2 separate regions of the Mus musculus genome follow, and region 1 is linked to region 2. The links are chromatin loops, found by intact Hi-C in ENCODE. Cell type or tissue: gastrocnemius. All regions are shown on one strand. Each heading gives the region's core, and the rest is flanking DNA. Links, peaks and the distances in the headings are about the cores only.

Region 1 (8,325 bases), core at 237-8,236, 190 kb after region 2:
TGTCCCTCTGATGAACCAAGTAAGGCACAAATAGATAGGCATCCCAAGAGAGGGAGAAGACAGGGAGAAGCAGATGTGAGGCAGGAGATATTAGCAGCCCAGCACCACCATCAGGCTGGTGGAGTCCCATACAGAGTTGCAGGAAAAAGAGGAAACCATGAGTGAGAGCAAGGGACAGGGAGGGGTGAATGAATGAGGCATGCTTGCATTGGTTCATGGGATGTGTTTATTAGTTTGTGATTTTGAACTTAAGATAAAGCAGGGATTGCTATTCCTTGGCTGAACAGTCCAAGTAAGTCTGAATGCTCACCTTATTGCACGAGTGGGGGGGCTGTGGTAAGGGCACTAGAGGTAGCATGACTGCAGAGGGGGATTTGTTAGCTCACAGTAGATGAGCAGATGGCCTCTTTGTGGCACTAAAAGCCAAATCTGAGTTGAAATTGTAGGAAGCAGGAGTGCTAAGGGAACATGCAAGATATCAGGAACCTGGTGATCAACTGGAGGCCACAGCTGAGGAAGCAGTTCAGAGGGGTGGGGTCAAGTTGAGAATCTTAGATTTTGCCTTGGCAACAAATGTGGACATTGCAGCCAGCTTCAGCAGCTGTCCTGACAGCAGGAAGACCCGCAGCCCGATGAACAGCAGGGCTTGCAGCAGCTGGACTGACAGCAGCAGGGCTTACAGCAGCTGGACTGACAGCAGCAGGGCTTACAGCAGCTGGACTGACAGCAGCAGGGCTTGCAGCAGCTAGACTGACAGCAGCAGGGCTTACAGCAGCTGGACTGACAGCAGCAGGGCTTACAGCAGCTAGACTGACAGCAGGAAGACCCACAGCCTGAGGAGCAACAGGGCTTGCAGCAGCTGGACTGACAGCAGCAGGGTTTGCAGCAGCTGGACTGACAGCAGGAAGACCCACAGCCTGAAGAGCAGCAGGGTTTGCAGCAGCTGGACTGGCAGCAGCAGGGCTTGCAGCCTCCACAGCTGGAGCAGGAACAGACAGGCACACAGCAGCACACAGGCTTGCAACAGCTGGAGCCACAGCCTCCACAGCTGGAGCCACAGCTGCCACATCCACCACAGCTGGAGCCACAGCCTCCACAGCTGGAGCAGGAACAGACAGGAACACAACAGCACACAGGCTTACAGCAGCACACAGGTTTGCAGCAGCTGGAGCCACAGCCTCCACAGCCTGAGCCACAGCCCCCACAGCTGGAGCCACAGCCCCCACAGCTGGAGCCACAGCCTCCTGAACAGCCACAGCAGGTCATGGCTCTGGTGTTTGGTTGAGGATGGAGTAGATCAGAGGAGCAGGTGGAGAGGAAGGTGTGCTGGTGTGGAGCCTTCTGACCCTGGGGTCTTTATATCCTGCCCAAGTCAGGTGTGAGGATGCCCATGCTCACTTCCTGGATCCTGGATGTGTCATAGCTTAGGATTCTCTTGTGCATGGTGTTGTCTGGTCCTATATATTACTTGTTTCCCTTTTCCTTTCTCAAGCAGACTACCTCATCTTCCTTCCCACAGATGTTCCCATTAACTTGTAAACATTAACAAGTGTCCATCAGAAGATGCCCAGCCCCCTTCCTTTGAGCTGTAAAGAGACATGGGCAAACCTTGTTCCCATCCCATCCCATCACTAGCACTTCCTGCTGTTTGTGTGCCTGCCTCCTGGGTTTCAGGCTCCACTTGCCCACCTCAGCACTCACTCTCATCAGGCTGTAACATTGGTGGCTTCCTCCTCTGACCTGAAACCTGTGACTCACAGGTCACTTGGTCATCTTCTTCTCCTGGGCTATGCCAGACCTTGGTATTCACAAGCGGGATTTGAGGGAATTGCCCCATCCTTTCTTCCCAACATGACTTTCCTTTCTTAGAAAATATCATCCTGTGTAAGTGTAGTGTTTTTCAACAAACTAGAGTGTGGACATGTATGTCTTTCATCCCAGCATCTGGGAGCCAGAGGCAGACAGATCTCTGTGAGTTCTAAGCTAGCTGGGTCTTTATAGAGAGTTACAGGTCAGCCAGAGTTACAAGGTCACAGCACAGATCTAAATCTAGAGGGAGGTTCTGAATTCCCAGGTTCTTCTACTGTATTCCAGTGAGTTGTATGGACCCATGGGCAGGTAAAGGATGGGAGGGGATTCATTCCTGGGGAAGATTCCACCTTATGAGAGCCATGAGAATGATGGGTTGGTAATGGGCATGACCATACTTTGACCAGGACTGCTTAGCTATGGACACCTCCTCTCCATTTAAATCTGAATATCAAGTAGGGATGCCAGAGAGTGGCCCTCTCTGTTCCCCTTTCAATGTGGCCACCTCTACTAAGTGTCTCTTCTCTGTGTTTTGTTATTACTAGTCTGTGTAACTGTGCTGTGGAGGAAGGGTGGTTGAACCTTGATTTTTAGAGCTCCAGGGCCCAACCTCCAGATCCTAAGTATTTCACTGAGGATTTGAGTAGACAGTCAAGATATGCTCACAGCTAGGTGACCTGGGTTGGAGCGAAGTATAGGGATCCACCCTGGGGCAGTATTACTTTGCCTGACAAAGTTTCTCATCTTCCCAGTCAACCAGTATTAGCTATTTTGACTCTACAGGGTACAGCAGAGAAATAAATTGAGTTTTTTGAGAGCATCAGCCTTTCTTGGCCATTGGTGAGCTTAGCTGGGAAGTTCATATGAGGAAGAAGGACCCTTCCTTCATAAGAGAGTCCTTGGGGCTCAGAGCAGCAAAGGTGACATGGAGTAATTTACAACTTTGCAAATCTGGTCCTCAGCACCCTGTGGCACCCTGAATGAATGCAGAGCACATCTTAACAATCCTCCTGCAGGGGACATCACTCCCTCCCCTTCCTTTTTAGCTGAGTAATCAGGAGGGCACAGTCTTACCCAGCAGCTGGTCTCATCTTTCTGCTGCTCTGCTTTGTCTTTTGGTGAACACATTCGTATGTGGGTTCATCTCTTTATTTCCTATCCTGCTTATTTTTGACCTTATTATGTACTCAATCTTGCAGGGCAAGCTTGATTTTTAGTGTGTACTATAAACACCTAATTTGGTTGCATGTTAGTGAGAGACTTGGGTGTAGGATGACTAGCAGGGGTCCTGTTTTATTTTGTTTTGTTTATTTGTATGAGGACATAGATGGGCACCCTAAATGTTGGAGACCATACCATAAGAAAGTAGGCCTTTCAAAGTTTTCCACCCTAACAAGCCAAATGGCCTTGTGCTAAGGAGCTGGTCTTCACCCCCTCCTCCCTGTTTCCTTCCTGGCACCTGAGGCTGTAAAAAGCTGAATTATAGTCCCCTCTTCCTTATCTCTTCCTGACTCCCAAGACTTCAAAGGACATGAGTTACAAGCTGAGCCCAGCCTGACACCCAAGGCTGTTAAGGAGGATTCTACATTCCAGAGATAAGAGTGCCTGGCCGCCTGCAGTTTGAATTAGGCCTTCATGTCCCCAGATGCCCACTTCTTTGTTCTTAGTTGATCCCCCTCAACCCCTCCCTATTCCCCTTAAAACCTGGCATTTCAGCCTAATAAACTGAGACCTTGATAGGAACCCTTCTTTGTCTCTGCGTCTCCTTCCTTTCCTCGCATTTCTCTTCAGGTTTGTGGTCCCCCTTGCACCCAGGAAGAACTGGGTCCTGCTGGGTGGGACAAGTGGCGCCTAACTGAGGTTCGGAGCGTTTTGCCTTAGGTGGAGATTACGGAGTTTGACTCCCCCAGAGAAGTTCGTAGGGACCCCAAGAAAAAAGAAGTGAAGGACTGCTTCAGCAGCTCACCGGAGAGAGAAATCCTTGGTAAGTGATTCATCTCCACTGAGAAATGGGAACTAAGCTTTCTAAAGAGGCAGCCTTTATAAAAGGCTTAAAGGTGGCTCTCAGGGAAAGAGGAGTTAGAGTTAAAAAGAAAGATTTGATAAACTTTTTTATTTTCATAGACCAGGCAGGTCCATGGTTTATTATAGATGGCGCAGAGATACATTGTAAGAAATGGATAAGAGTAGGAAGAGAATTAAGTGAAATTTTGGCAAAGCAGGACCCCGATGCTATTCCTGCAAATATATTTACTTATTGGAGTCTAATCCGTGATTTAATACAAAGTGCAGTTGATGATCCAGAGAAACAGCAGCCTTTGTCAGTGGCAGAATATTGCCTCTGTCCCCTGTCTCTGGAAGCTTCAGAGAGCTCCCTCCCTACTAAAAAGCCTCCAATAGCTGCAGACAGGCCCGAAGTCCTGCAGACTGCTCTCTACCCCCATATCCCGGTAAGCGCATTGCCTGCTGACCCGCCACTGATCAATCTAGAATTTAAAAAATCTTTGGCTGAAAGCCCTTTAATTTCTGGGGACACAGACACTTTAGAGGAAGAGATAGTCCGTCCCCGTAAGCCCGAGCGATTGCCGGGCGCTTCAGCTCCTCCCTGCAATGCCTCGTCCTACCTGCCACCAATCTGCGCTCCCGAGCCGTGGCCCCAGGCGCTGCCGGTCCCTACTCTCATTGATGCTAAAGACAAGCTCGCGTCTCAGGTAGCAGGATTACAAGAAGTTTTAGAGCTCCAGCAACAGTACGCCCGCCTTTCCACAGAGCTCGCTTCACTCCAAAATTCTTTAAAAGAGACTATCCTTGCCCCTCCCCCAGCCTCAGCCTCGGGCGGCGTAAAAAAGAAAGCTCCGCGAGCGGTAAAAACTAAAACATTGGCTTCCCCCGTAATTACTCGCTCCACGAGAGCTGCTAGCTACGACCCGCCCACTTCTACGGCGGAGACACAGCCCCCAGCCACCCGTGCCGAATCTGCTTCTGCAGAAATTGGGCCTTTAGAAAGGCCCCAGGCCGACCTCTCCTCGGACACTAACAGCGAGGGCGGAGAAGATTATGAGTGTGAAAACGAAGTAGAACGTGAGCCAGAGGAACAAATTTCTGCTCCTGTCCAACAAACAGAATTCCGCAGACTACGTTTTAAGCTCTTAAAAGAGCTTAACTCTGCGGTTAGAACTTATGGCCCATCTGCCCCCTACACGCTTTCGCTCCTAGAAGCTCTTCCGGGAGGCGAACATATGCTCCCTAGTGAGTGGATCAAAGTAATCCAAACTGTGTTAACACGCGGGCAATTTCTCTCATGGAAAGCCGATTTCCTCGATCGGTGCCAGACAATTGCAGTGGCTAATCAGAAAAATCCTCGGGCGCCATCTGCTGGCTGGACCTTTGAAAAGCTTTCTGGTCAAGGTAAATACGCGACAGAAGCCAGGCAAAAACACTTCTCTGTGGGTCTTTTGGCTCAGACTGCTAATGCAGCCCTGGGAGCTTGGCGCGGTATTCCTATGAAAGGTTCAGTTATTACGCCTCTAACCAAAGTCATTCAAGGAGCCCAGGAAGACTATAGTGATTTTGTGAGTCGTTTGCTTGAGACTGCAGAGAGGACCCTGGGTCATGCAGACAATAAACTTGTTAAACAATTGGCTTATGAAAATGCTAATTCGGCATGCAAAGCTGTCTTGCGCGGTAAGATTAGAAACAAGGATCTTAATGAGATGATTCATCTTTGCCGTGATGTAGATATGTTCACTCACAAAATGTCCCAGACAGTCAGTCTTGCAATGGGTGCAGCTCTTCAGCCTGTTATGGCATTAGGCGCGGCTCTTCAGCAAGCCAGCCGGCAGAAAAGCTGTTTTAAATGTGGTCAGCCTGGACACTTCGCACGACAGTGTCCCACTGCGCTTTCCCTTAACGGTGCTCCAGCACCACCTACTGACTATTCTTCTCGGCCTACACGGCCCAATTTTCTTTGTCCACGCTGCAAAAAAGGCAAACATTGGGCAAGCACCTGCCGATCCCCAACAGATGCTTCTGGGAATCTCCTGCCTCCCTTTTAGGGAAACAGGTATGGGGGACATCCCAGATTCCCCAAAACCACCCCATTTCTTCCAGCCACAGGGAACAGCCGGCAGACAAAACAGCCACTGGTCTCTCCCGAGCCACTACAGGTAGCGCAGGATTGGACTTGTTTTTGGACTCAGTTTTAACACCCCCCCCCCACGCCCCCCGTGAGAGGATGGCGTTCACATCCTTCTCAGGGGGTCTATGGGCCTCCTCCACCCAATACTTATTTTCTAATATTAGGGCGTGCTTCCGCTACTTTAAAAGGACTTACTGTCCATCCCTCATTAGTAGATAATGACTACACTGGAGAAATTAAAATTTTAGTTAGTGCCTCTCAAAGTCCAATATCTATATTCAAAGGGCAACGTCTAGCACAAGCCCTGCCTCTACCTTTAGACACTTCCTATCCTTTAGACACTTCCTATCCAGCAATGGGCACACGTCGTGGCTCCTCGCAGCCAGGGTCATCAGACCTTTACTGGTTCCAAGCAATTACCAAAGACCGCCCTACACTCTGCCTTAAGATAAACAGCAAGAGCTTTGAGGGCCTCTTAGACTCAGGTGCTGATTCCACTGTAATCTCACAAAGTGCCTGGCCCGCTGCCTGGCTGTTAAAGGCCTCTTTAACTCATTTACAGGAAATTGGACAATCAAAAAATACTCTCCAGAGTTCACAGTTATTGACTTGGGAAGATGGTGAGGAAAACTCTGGCTCTATTCAGCCTTATGTTGTCCCTGGTCTGCCTGTTAATTTATGGGGGAGAGACATTCTCTCTCAAATGAGACTCATTATGTGCAGTCCCAATGAAGTCATTACTCAACAAATGCTCACCCAGGGTTATCTCCCTGGACAGGGACTGGGTAAAAACAGCCAAGGGAGGCCTACACCAATAGAGGCCGCCCCCAAGATGGATCGTGCAGGCTTAGGTTACAACTCCCATTTTTCATAAGGACCATTGCTCTCCCTGCACGCCAGACAGATAAGATTACATGGAAAGATGATACCCCTGTCTGGCTTGACCAGTGGTCCCTCCCTGCAGAAAAATTGTCAGCAGCCATAGAGTTAGTGCAGGAACAGTTGGCAGCTGGACACATTGGATCTTCCACTTCGCCTTGGAACACCCCTATCTTTGTTATAAGAAAACGAAATGGTAAATGGAGGTTGTTACAAGATCTTAGAGCAGTTAATAAGACCATGGTCCCTATGGGGGCCCTACAACCTGGGATCCCCTCTCCAGTGGCTATTCCCAGGGAATATGCAAAATTAGTGATTGATTTAAAAGATTGTTTCTTTTCCATTCCTCTTCATCCTGAAGATTGTAAACACTTTGCATTTACCCTCCCAGTGGCTAATTGTATAGGGCCTTCTCCTTGCTTCCAATGGAGGGTCCTTCCTCAAGGCATGGCCAACAGTCCTACCCTTTGTCAGAAATATGTGGCTGCCTCTTTCCCCCTTTTAGAAACCGTTCCTTATATTCACCCTTCTACCAACGCATCTCCAATGTTTGCTAAACTTCAGAACCTTATTCTTGCTAGAAATCTTCCCTTTTTTTATTGGCCATATTCGTGCTCATTCTGACCTGCCTGGACCTTTGTCTGAAGGCAATGATATAGTTGATCAGGCCACCCAGGTAATAGCTTCTGCTTTGTCTATTACCCCTCTTGCTGCTGCTCAACAGGCCCATGATTTACATCATCTCAATGTCCATACCCTGAGGCTTAAATTTTCCATCACCTGTGAACAAGCTCGACAAATTGTCCAGCAGTGTAAGGGCTGCCTGACCCTTTTACCTGAGCCACATGTGGGAGTTAACCCCCGAGGACTAATTCCTGGTGAACTGTGGCAAATGGATGTTACCCACTACACCCCCTTTGGAAAGTTAAAATATATTCATGTCTCTGTTGATACCTTTAGTGGTTTTACCTGTGCATCTTTACAAACGGGAGAGGCCACCAAACATGTTATCAGCTATGTTCTCTCCTGCTTGGTGGCTGTGCCACAGTCTAAGATCCTCAAGACAGACAATGGCCCAGGATATGCTAGTGCCAGCTTTAAACAGTTTTGTGCTCAAATGGGCATTAAACATATTACTGGCATTCCCTATAATCCCCAAGGCCAAGGTATTTTAGAAAGAACTCATCAAACCCTTAAAAACATGCTTTTCAAATTACAGTCTGGGGAGGGCGGGAAATTCTATATCCTCAGTCTGGTAACTCCAAGACACTTTTAAATCATGCATTATTTGTCTTAAATTTTCTTACATACGACAATGCAGGCAAGTCTGCTGCAGATCGCCTCTGGCATCCTTCTACTGCAAATAACTATGCACAAGCTATTGGAGAGACCCTTTGTCCAATAAATGGCAGGGTCCAGACCCAGTCCTTATATGGGGCAAAGGACATGCTTGCATCTATGATTCAAGAGCACAAAATGCTAGATGGCTCCCTGAGCGC
Region 2 (8,325 bases), core at 155-8,154:
GGCAGTTGAGTCCTTGGCTTCTCTGGCCAGTCTACCCTGCACCCTTGCCCCAGGAGAGGGAACAGAAACATTGTCTCAGTCAGGCAAATAGCCAGGCCAAAAAAAGAGACAGTGGAGGTCAGAGGGAGCTGTGGTCCTGAGAGGTCCAGTCAGGGTCTTTGGCTCACACATTTCTTAGGAGCACAGCATAACTATCTCTCTTGCTGTGGGTTCAGCCTCTCCCTGCTTCCTCTGTGAGCTGCATATTGAACTCTCTCCAAACCCACAGATGCACCCCACCGAAATACTGTCCAGTTGAAACTTCTGAGTTGAAACCTCAGTATCAGCCCAAGAAGAAAGATGTTGGCAGGAGTCCTATACACATTGACTTGAAGCATCTTTTTGCGTCTGTGTTCAGTGCTAAGTCCCCAGAGGTATCCTCAAGTATCCCCAAGGGCACAGAGCAGGAGGGAACGAGAACCTGCCCAGCAACTCTCCTGAGGTCCCTAAGCTGACTGCAGCAAGTCAGACATAAAGATGAACCTACAGCTCCTGGTCACATGATCTGCTCATCTGTATCAGGTGCCTGCTAACCAAATAGTGAATGCACGGGGACTCTGATCTCCCAGGGCAGAGCCTGGCACTGTAAGCTACCCTCACCCACCCAGCTACCCTAGGGGCAAGTAAATGTGAGGCTGGGTCTACAGGTCACTGGATTTCCATTCTGAATTCATTCATACTGTGAAAGAAGCCGTGCCCCTGACCCGAAGCACCTCCACCCCCACCCCATACTGCACAACAGAGCATTGCAGATGCCACACTGGTCCCCCACCCCCATCACTGCACCATCAAGGCCCCCAATCTATCTGCTGCAGGCGCAGCACACCCTGTCAACAAGGAGTCAGAGGCCAATTTATTCCAAGAGGTCTGATCTAGTGGAAGCTGAGCCTGTTCTTGCTCCTCCACCTGCAAGGTTTGGCACAAGGGTACCAGCAGCATCTGACTGGCCGCTCCCTCCCAAGGTAGGCAGAGAGGCCAGGGAGACAGGCTGCAGGAGGCAGCCGTGCCGGCCCCTCCCCCAGCATCGCGCCTACAGCCTCTGCGTCGGGTAAGGATGTTCTTTATCCGCAGAGGCGAGTGGAGCACCATGAAGTGGGGGTGACGGGACAGCCATGCGAGTCGAAGAGTGGGGGGGGGTCCTATAGCTTCCTCTCCAGATAAGGAGCCTACCGCAGGCCGGAGCCGACCCTCTGGCGTCGGAGGTTTCGCATCCCCCTGCCCGCTGCAGCCGCGGACGACCTTCTCCAAATCTGGCTGCCAGCGGGGGCGCTTCGCAGGGACTCTCACCGATCTGTGCTGGATCTCAGCCCTCCCCCGCGAATCCCTAGGTCTCTTATATATATCCCTCCAGATAAGAAGGAATATGCCGAGAAAGACAGCGCACTGCAGGCGCGGATCTGCAGCGCGCGCCGCTCGCGGGGCAGAGCCATTTATTCTCGGTGCTCCAAAGAGCTTCTTCCTTCAGGGCACACAACCGCAAAAACCTCCGCACGTCCTGGGCCCACACCCGGCTTAGGACTCGACCGCTGTCAGCGCCTGGCTCACCTGGCTCTCGCTTGCCCTGGGGTTGCCCCCAACGCCGGTGCCGCGCTCAGGGCGCCCGCTCCGTTCCGCCACCCATGGGCCCGTCGGGGGCCCGCGTAGCCGGGGCAAGGGCCGGAGAGGCGCGCGGGGCGCGTCGCCGCCGCCGCCGCCGTCGTCGCCGCCACCGCGGGGAGCGCTCGCTCGGGACGGAGCGCGCGTACTGCGGTCGGGCACGCGCGCTCACGGCGCGCATCCCAGCCCGCGACTTGGCGGGCGCGGCCGGCAGCTCCGGCCCGGCTCAGCGTCCGGCGTCCGGCGTCCGGGTGGGGCGGGGGTCCGCGGAGCCGGCTCGGCCACCGCGGGAGCCGCGAGTGACAGGCCCGGGGCGGAGGGCGGGGCTGCCGGTGGGGATGAGGTCATGCCGAGCGAAAAAGCCCCTGACGTCACCTGCAGCCAATCAGAGTGAGCCGCTCGGGGGCAGGTGACGTCAGCGGAGCGGGCGCTGGGTGCGGAGCCCTGGCGGCGGCCGTGGGTCTCTCTGCCACCGCCCTCCGTCCCCCGCGCCCCAAGCTTCTCGGGCATCGGTTCTTAAAGGGGCCACGCACGCCGCAGCTCCCCACCTCCAGGAAGCCTTCCCAGCTCAGGGCTCCTGGTATCCCCAAGAACCCTCTGCCTCGCGGCACTCTAACCAGCGTCTACTGTCCTAGTATGCAAGGGTCTCCCTCTCTCGGCCCGCCTGGACTGAACCTGTCACGGATTTCTCTCCTTCCCTTAGCCTTTGTTCGCGAGAGGACGCCCTCCCAGAGTGCGCCTCCCCTGCCCCAGTGCGGCCCAGGGAAAAGGGTCATGGAGAGCTGCGGCCGCAAAGGGCCTTACCTGCAGCATCCGCGTTTGTCCTCTCCACGACCCCTGGAGGTGGAAGTCCAGCTCTACACTTTGCAGAAGAAGCTCCTAGGCGATGTGGTTTGCCTCAGGTCACTCATCCCGGGAAATCAGGGGGCGGGGCTCCAGACCCACCGGTGTGCTCCCCAGGGCGGCGCTGCCCCCCTACCTATGACATCCAGTTCTTGACAGCTTCCAATGAAAAGCCGCTTGGAAACGACCTCTACTCCCACCCGGACATCTCCCCTGCCCGCTGGGGACTGTCGGCTCCATCCCACTGTGTGAACACAACCACGTGAGCACTCAAAAAACATGGGTAATTACAACTAGGGCAGAAATACACAGGGGTCAGGCAGGTCTCAGAGGAAGGGGAGTCTTGTGCCAAAGTGGTCCACCTGCAAACATAAGCCACGTTTCCCTTAGTTTTCCCTCCTCCTCGGGAACAGGTTGGCAGAAAATTCTTTATTGTATGCCAGGCTGGTCTCAGCCTTCTGAGTGATGAGATTACTAGCACCCACCATGATGCCAGACCTTCTCAGATACTTCAAAAACGTGGCCCTGACTAGGTGGACAGTGAGGTGACCAGATAATATGAGTCTCGTGGGGGGTGGGAGGGGGGTGGAGTGTCCTGAACTTTCCCTGGAAGTCCAGCCTCTCACTCGATGAAGGGCAGAGTTTAGGAGATGGCTGGTTGAAGGAAGGGTCACAGAGAGTGAAGCAGGCACAAAGGAAGGAGCACTCCTTTGCTAGTATAGATTGTGTGAAGAATACTGCAGACCACACTAGGTGCTGGGCAAGGCTCTGCAGGGACCTTCTCCTTTACCCTACTGTATCCAGCTTGGCTTGGTTCATTATGAGTGTTTAGAACCGGCTTGCAGAAACCTCTCTATGTAGCCCAAGGGGAGTCTGGGAGTCTAGCCTGGGATTAATACAGGTTGGAGGGAAGAGGTGTCTCTGGCTCAGAAATAGCACAAAACAAACAAACAACTTGGGAGTGCTGCCAGGAAGGAAGCATGGGGAGCCCCAGGGATGTTTGGGGTTGGCTCTGGGTTCAGATCTTTGTCTCCTTGACTCAGGCTGAGCCCTAAATGCTGTTGATACCTCCTGCTGAAGGTAGCCCTCGAGGCTGAAGATGGCCAGCTCTACTGGATGCTTACTCAGGTCAGTGTTGGGGTGGTTGATGTGCTGGCTTCCTGCCCACTCTGAGTCCAGGAAATGGGGAGTTTGGGGGTCTGGGGAGGGGGAGTAACGCAAGCCGAGACCTGGGCAGATTCAGGCAATCGGGTCATGTAGGATTCAGGAGGAGGCAGCAGCAGCCCTGAAAGAGCTTGGGGCGGAAGGTGTGGAGGCTGACAAAGGAGTTGTTGGGTGCTAGTGTGTGTGTGTGTGTGTGTGTGTGTGTGTGTGTGTGAGAGAGAGAGAGAGAGAGAGAGAGAGAGCAAGCATTGCTTTTCACTCTTCCAGTCTCAAGAGGAGCCCAGTAGATACCCCTAAGAGGGTATCCAGGTGAGGAAGAGTGTGGCAGGGTATGGTCTGATACTCTAGGAGTGCCCAATTAGATCTCAGTTGTGCTGGGGGCAGATTCTTGCCAGGTTCAAGCACCTTCTGGAACCCCCAGGTAAATGGGCTTACCCAGTAGCCTGTCCCCACACTTTTGAAACTGGAACACACAATATTGTATACGATATAATCCAGTTGCAAGAAAAAAAACCTTAAAGTATTTCAAGTAAGCTTATAATTTTGGGTTAGGACATACTTATGGTTATACACATACAATTTGTGGGTAGACATGCTAGGCTCTACCATATAGATGACACTAGTTATGGCCCATTCCAGCAGTACCTGCTCTGTAGACCTGTGCCTTCTCAGTGGGTGCTGGGTCATCCCCATCTTCTTCATCTTGTTCCCTCACACCCCAAGGAATGAGGCAGTCTGGAAAGTTGATGAGAAAGGTTTGGAGCTAGCAAAGCAGTCTCAGGGTGTGGTTTCTTCAGAGCCGAATCCAGTCAGCTGCATCTATCTGTGCCAACAGAGGACAAGATCCAACCTCTGGCAGACTTTCTGCACCACACTGGCCCCAGGCCTGAGGACACCTTTTAGATTCTTTTGTGTTGACAGAACCCTGCAAGTGCTAGCGGCTCGCCCAGACTAAGGCAGTACTGGCTGCTGCAGAGTGCGGAGCCTGGATGTTCACTCAAAGTCTAGCAGGTGCAGCGAGCTTGGGTCTGTCTGCTCTGTCCACGTGCGCCCTCTGCTGCTCACAACAGTACACTGTGCAGGCTGGCCGCCTGAGGTGCAGCTAGGAGGTCACCCCAGAGACTGACCCACGGCCTGGCAAAGAAAAATGATTGTTCAGCTCTGCTTCAGTTTGTGAGGCATTAGAACCACCTGTGCCCTTGGACTGCCCAGCCTGACTTCTAAGGCACAGCAGATGTCCCTTTCCTGATTTAAAAAAAATATATATTTACCTTTATTACCACAAGTGTGGCAGTGCCAGGGATCCAACCCAGTGCCTTTTGGATGCTAGGCAATTACTTTGTCACAGAGCCATATCCTCAATCTTTATTTTTAAATTATATTTTAAAGTCAAATACGCATGTGCATTTTCAACACTGAAGAGTACAACCCAGAAGCCTTGAGAATATTCATTTTGCTATATATTGCCACCACCATCCATTTGCAGAACTCTGTGTCTTCCTACAGAATGGAACATTGGTCCCTGCTAGAATTTATCTTCCTCAGCCCCATGTACCACCGTTCAAACTGTTTTTTTTTTTTTTTTAGCTCTTTAAAAAGGAGATGTTCTTTGTTATTTTTTCTTAACAGATGAAGTGGCTGTTACTTATTTATGTTTAATGTCTATAAACATTTGCCTGCATGTGTGGGTGAGCACCATACTCACACAATGCCCTCAGAAGCCAGAAGATGAAGTCACATGCCCTGGAACTGGGTTTGCAGACTGTTGTGAGTGACATGTAGGTGTTGGGAACTGAACCTGGGTCCTCTGCAGGAGCAGTAAGTGTTCTTAACTGCTGTTCTTAACCTCTCTCTAGTCTTCCTGTTACTATCTACCCCTTTAAAATATAAACTTAGCATGCGAAGTTATGGGTTTCATTATGATACTTCACACACACACACACACACACACACATACACACACACACACACACCACAACTGCCCTCCACCATCCCCATGCCTCTCTCTTTCTGGCAGCTTTTCTGTCCCCCTAGTAGCTCCCCCTGCTTCCCTCACACAGATTCCATTTTCCTCTCTTTCTCCTCTCCCACATCCCTTAGGGTCCCTTCTCATTGTTCTCTTTTTAGTTTGTGTGTATGCAGATGTGTGTGTGCTTTCACATGGGCATGCACTTTATGTGCATTTGTGCACACATAGAATATATCTTCTTCTATCACTTTTGCCTTTGAGACAGAGTCTTTTCCTGAACTTAGAACTTCTACTTTTCTAGCTATGCTAAAAGCCAGCAAGCTCCAGAGATCTTTGTCTTTACTCCTGTGAGCGCCAGGGTTACAAGCATCTCTGAGACTTTGTTACATTGGTGCTTTGACCCAAAGCTGGTTCTCAGGCTTGGCCAAGTAGCACTCTTAACACCTGCGCCATCTCCCCAGCCTTTACTTCTTCTAGATTCATGTCCTGTACCCCTTCCCACCACCACCACCAAAAATGTCTGCATTCTTTTTACAAGAGAAAACACGTAGTGTTTGTCTTTCTGAGCCTTGATGTATTTCATTTAATGTTGTAGTTGCATCCGATTTTGTGTGTATTTTCTCTAGCCATTCATCTGTGGATGGATATCTAGAGTCATTCCATTTCCTGGCTGGTGTAGCAGCAAATGTGGGTGTGCAAGTATTTCTGTGGAATATGGACCTAGCCTTGGTCTATGGCCCTGGGGGCTACTAGTAGTTGGGCTATATGGTAGTCCTATTTTTATTTGTTTGGAAAACATGCATACATCAGGGAAATGTTAATTAAATCCAGTTTGGAATTCCATCTCGCCCCAGTCAGACTCAAGAGAACAAAAGCAACAGATGCTGATGAGAATGTGGGGGACAGTGAAGCCTCTTCTCTATTGTCAGGGATGTAGACTGGTGTGGCCACTATGGAAGATGATGGGTTGGCAACTAAAAATGTTTGCATTTAAGTAAACAGACTCCCCTTAAGCCCAGCCCTTCACTTGTTCATGGGTGAATGCTGTCAGTACTCAGACACAGATGTGGAAATGGGTATGGACTCTGCCGTTATGCTTCTCCAAGCCGGGGAAATGCTTCTTCATTGTAGCTCTCCCACAATTACGTCCGTGTGTTGCTGTATTTCCAGGAGGCTTGCAGTGCTATTCCAACCGGTGTTTATCCCACCCCTAGCCCTTTCCTGAGACAAGATGTTGCTCTGTAACCCACTGACCTTGAACTCACTCTATAGTCCAGGATGATTGGAGTTCATGGTAATCTCACTGCCTCTGCCTTCTGGGTGCTGGAATTACAGGTTTCTGACATCATAGGTACTACACACAGGGACTTACAGGTGTGGTGAAACTACAAACACAGTGTGGGAAGCCACCCACGGACCTGGTGTTTTCATTCCTGCTGATGTGACAAATACTCAAAAACAACTTTTGGGTAAGTGAAGGTTTATTTGGATTACAATTCTGGGTCATCTATTTTAAAAATTGTTTTTTTCTTAATACATGTGCGTACATGTTTGAATGTGTATAGCTGCAGGCGCATGTATGTGTGGGTGTGCATAAATGGATGTAGAAGCTAGAGGTTATTATCTAGAGGTATCTTCTTTAATTGTTTGCCACCTTATATTAGGCCAGGATCTCTCATTTGAACACAAAGCTCACCTTCTTGGTTAGTCTAACGACCTGGCTTATTCCAGGGATCTCTTGTCTCTGTATCCTGAGTGCTGGGACTACAAGCCTACCTTATGTTTATGCAGATGTTGAGGATTCAAAGTCAGGTCCTCAGGTTTGCACAGCAAGCGATTTACCCAGTGAGCTACCCCTCCAGGCCCCTTTTATTTATTTTTTAATAGATTAGATTATTTATTTAATAATGGGTGGTGTTCTTCCATGTGTCCTTAGTACACATTTCAGACTATTTTATTTTTAAATTATGGCACAGACTTACAATGAAACCTGGGCAGGGGTTGGGGGCGGCAGGGGACACAATATAACAAGTATCTAGCTGCCACATGAAGTAAATTCAACACTGTCCTGTTTTGTCCTCATTGTCTCAGATTAGAAAAGCAACAGGAGACATCCCATTCCCACCACTTCCCACCTCCCCAGGCTACTGTGCCCAGTGGCAGTTGCTACCTAGGTATCCTGGTTAGCTTTACCTGTCAACTTGATACAGTCTAGAGTCAATTGAGAAGAACTGAAGAAGAACTGCCTAGACCGGATTGGTCTATGGGCCTGAGTGGGAGGGGTTATTTTGATTGTTTATTGCTGTAGGAAGGCCTGCCCTACTGTGTAGTGAAACCATACCTAAGCCCGTGGTTCTGAACCGTATAGAAAAGCTAGGAAGCATGAACCAGCCTGTCTGCTAGCCAGCAAGCCATTCCTCCATGGTGCTTGCCATGATTCTTTGATTGTAAAGTGAGTTCCTGGGTCGGAGGTAATGCTGTGTAGAATAGCAAGCAGACCTATGTTCAAACTCTTGCCTCAGGTTCCTGCCTTAGTTCTTCTCAGTGATGAACTGTGACCAGGAATTGCAATCCAAATAAACCCTTTCTCTCCCAAAGACGTGTTTGGTCAGGTTTTTGTAGTATTTGTCACACCAACAGAAAAGAAACGCGAATACCAGGTTTGTGATCGTCCTCCTGTATGGTGTGTGTTGTTTCAGAACATCTGTAGGTCC

Evidence for each region. Hi-C counts contacts between places; a loop is a spot of excess contacts. Peaks named below come from ENCODE experiments on the same cell type or tissue, not always from the same donor. Only the 100,000 strongest peaks of a DNase experiment are listed, where the experiment ranks them.
Region 1: a loop joins it to region 2, with 2.6 times the contacts of the local background. A loop is called at or near these places in 1 of 42 quality-filtered maps.

What each region holds. Positions count from the first base shown.
Region 1 is chr7:142,279,674-142,287,998 of GRCm38, forward strand. It overlaps Gm10013, which reads right to left and starts at 1,266. Exons shown (of 2, transcript XM_011242029.2): 1 at 639-1,266; 2 at 529-601. The coding sequence starts at 1,266. The coding sequence ends at 552. Gm45889 (a long non-coding RNA gene) reads left to right here and starts at 3,541. Exons shown (of 2, transcript XR_870059.2): 1 at 3,541-3,793. B130016D09Rik (a long non-coding RNA gene) reads left to right here and starts at 3,790. Exons shown (of 1, transcript XR_003946899.1): 1 at 3,790-8,325. In gastrocnemius, for the core only: CTCF peaks have their summits at 4,451, 5,175 (motif pointing left) and 5,755 (motif pointing left); DNase peaks (open chromatin) are centred at 4,473, 4,753, 5,192 and 5,699; H3K4me3 peaks cover 1,866 bases; H3K27ac peaks cover 1,734 bases.
Region 2 is chr7:142,093,339-142,101,663 of GRCm38, forward strand. Dusp8 (dual specificity phosphatase 8) reads right to left here and starts at 1,946. Exons shown (of 7, transcript NM_008748.3): 1 at 1,585-1,946. It overlaps Gm32786 (a long non-coding RNA gene), which reads left to right and starts at 828. Exons shown (of 7, transcript XR_870057.3): 1 at 828-1,001; 2 at 2,339-2,740; 3 at 3,522-3,606; 4 at 5,272-5,460. In gastrocnemius, for the core only: CTCF peaks have their summits at 2,479 and 4,706 (motif pointing left); DNase peaks (open chromatin) are centred at 479, 1,088, 1,269, 2,008 and 3 more places; H3K4me3 peaks cover 2,750 bases; H3K27ac peaks cover 2,759 bases.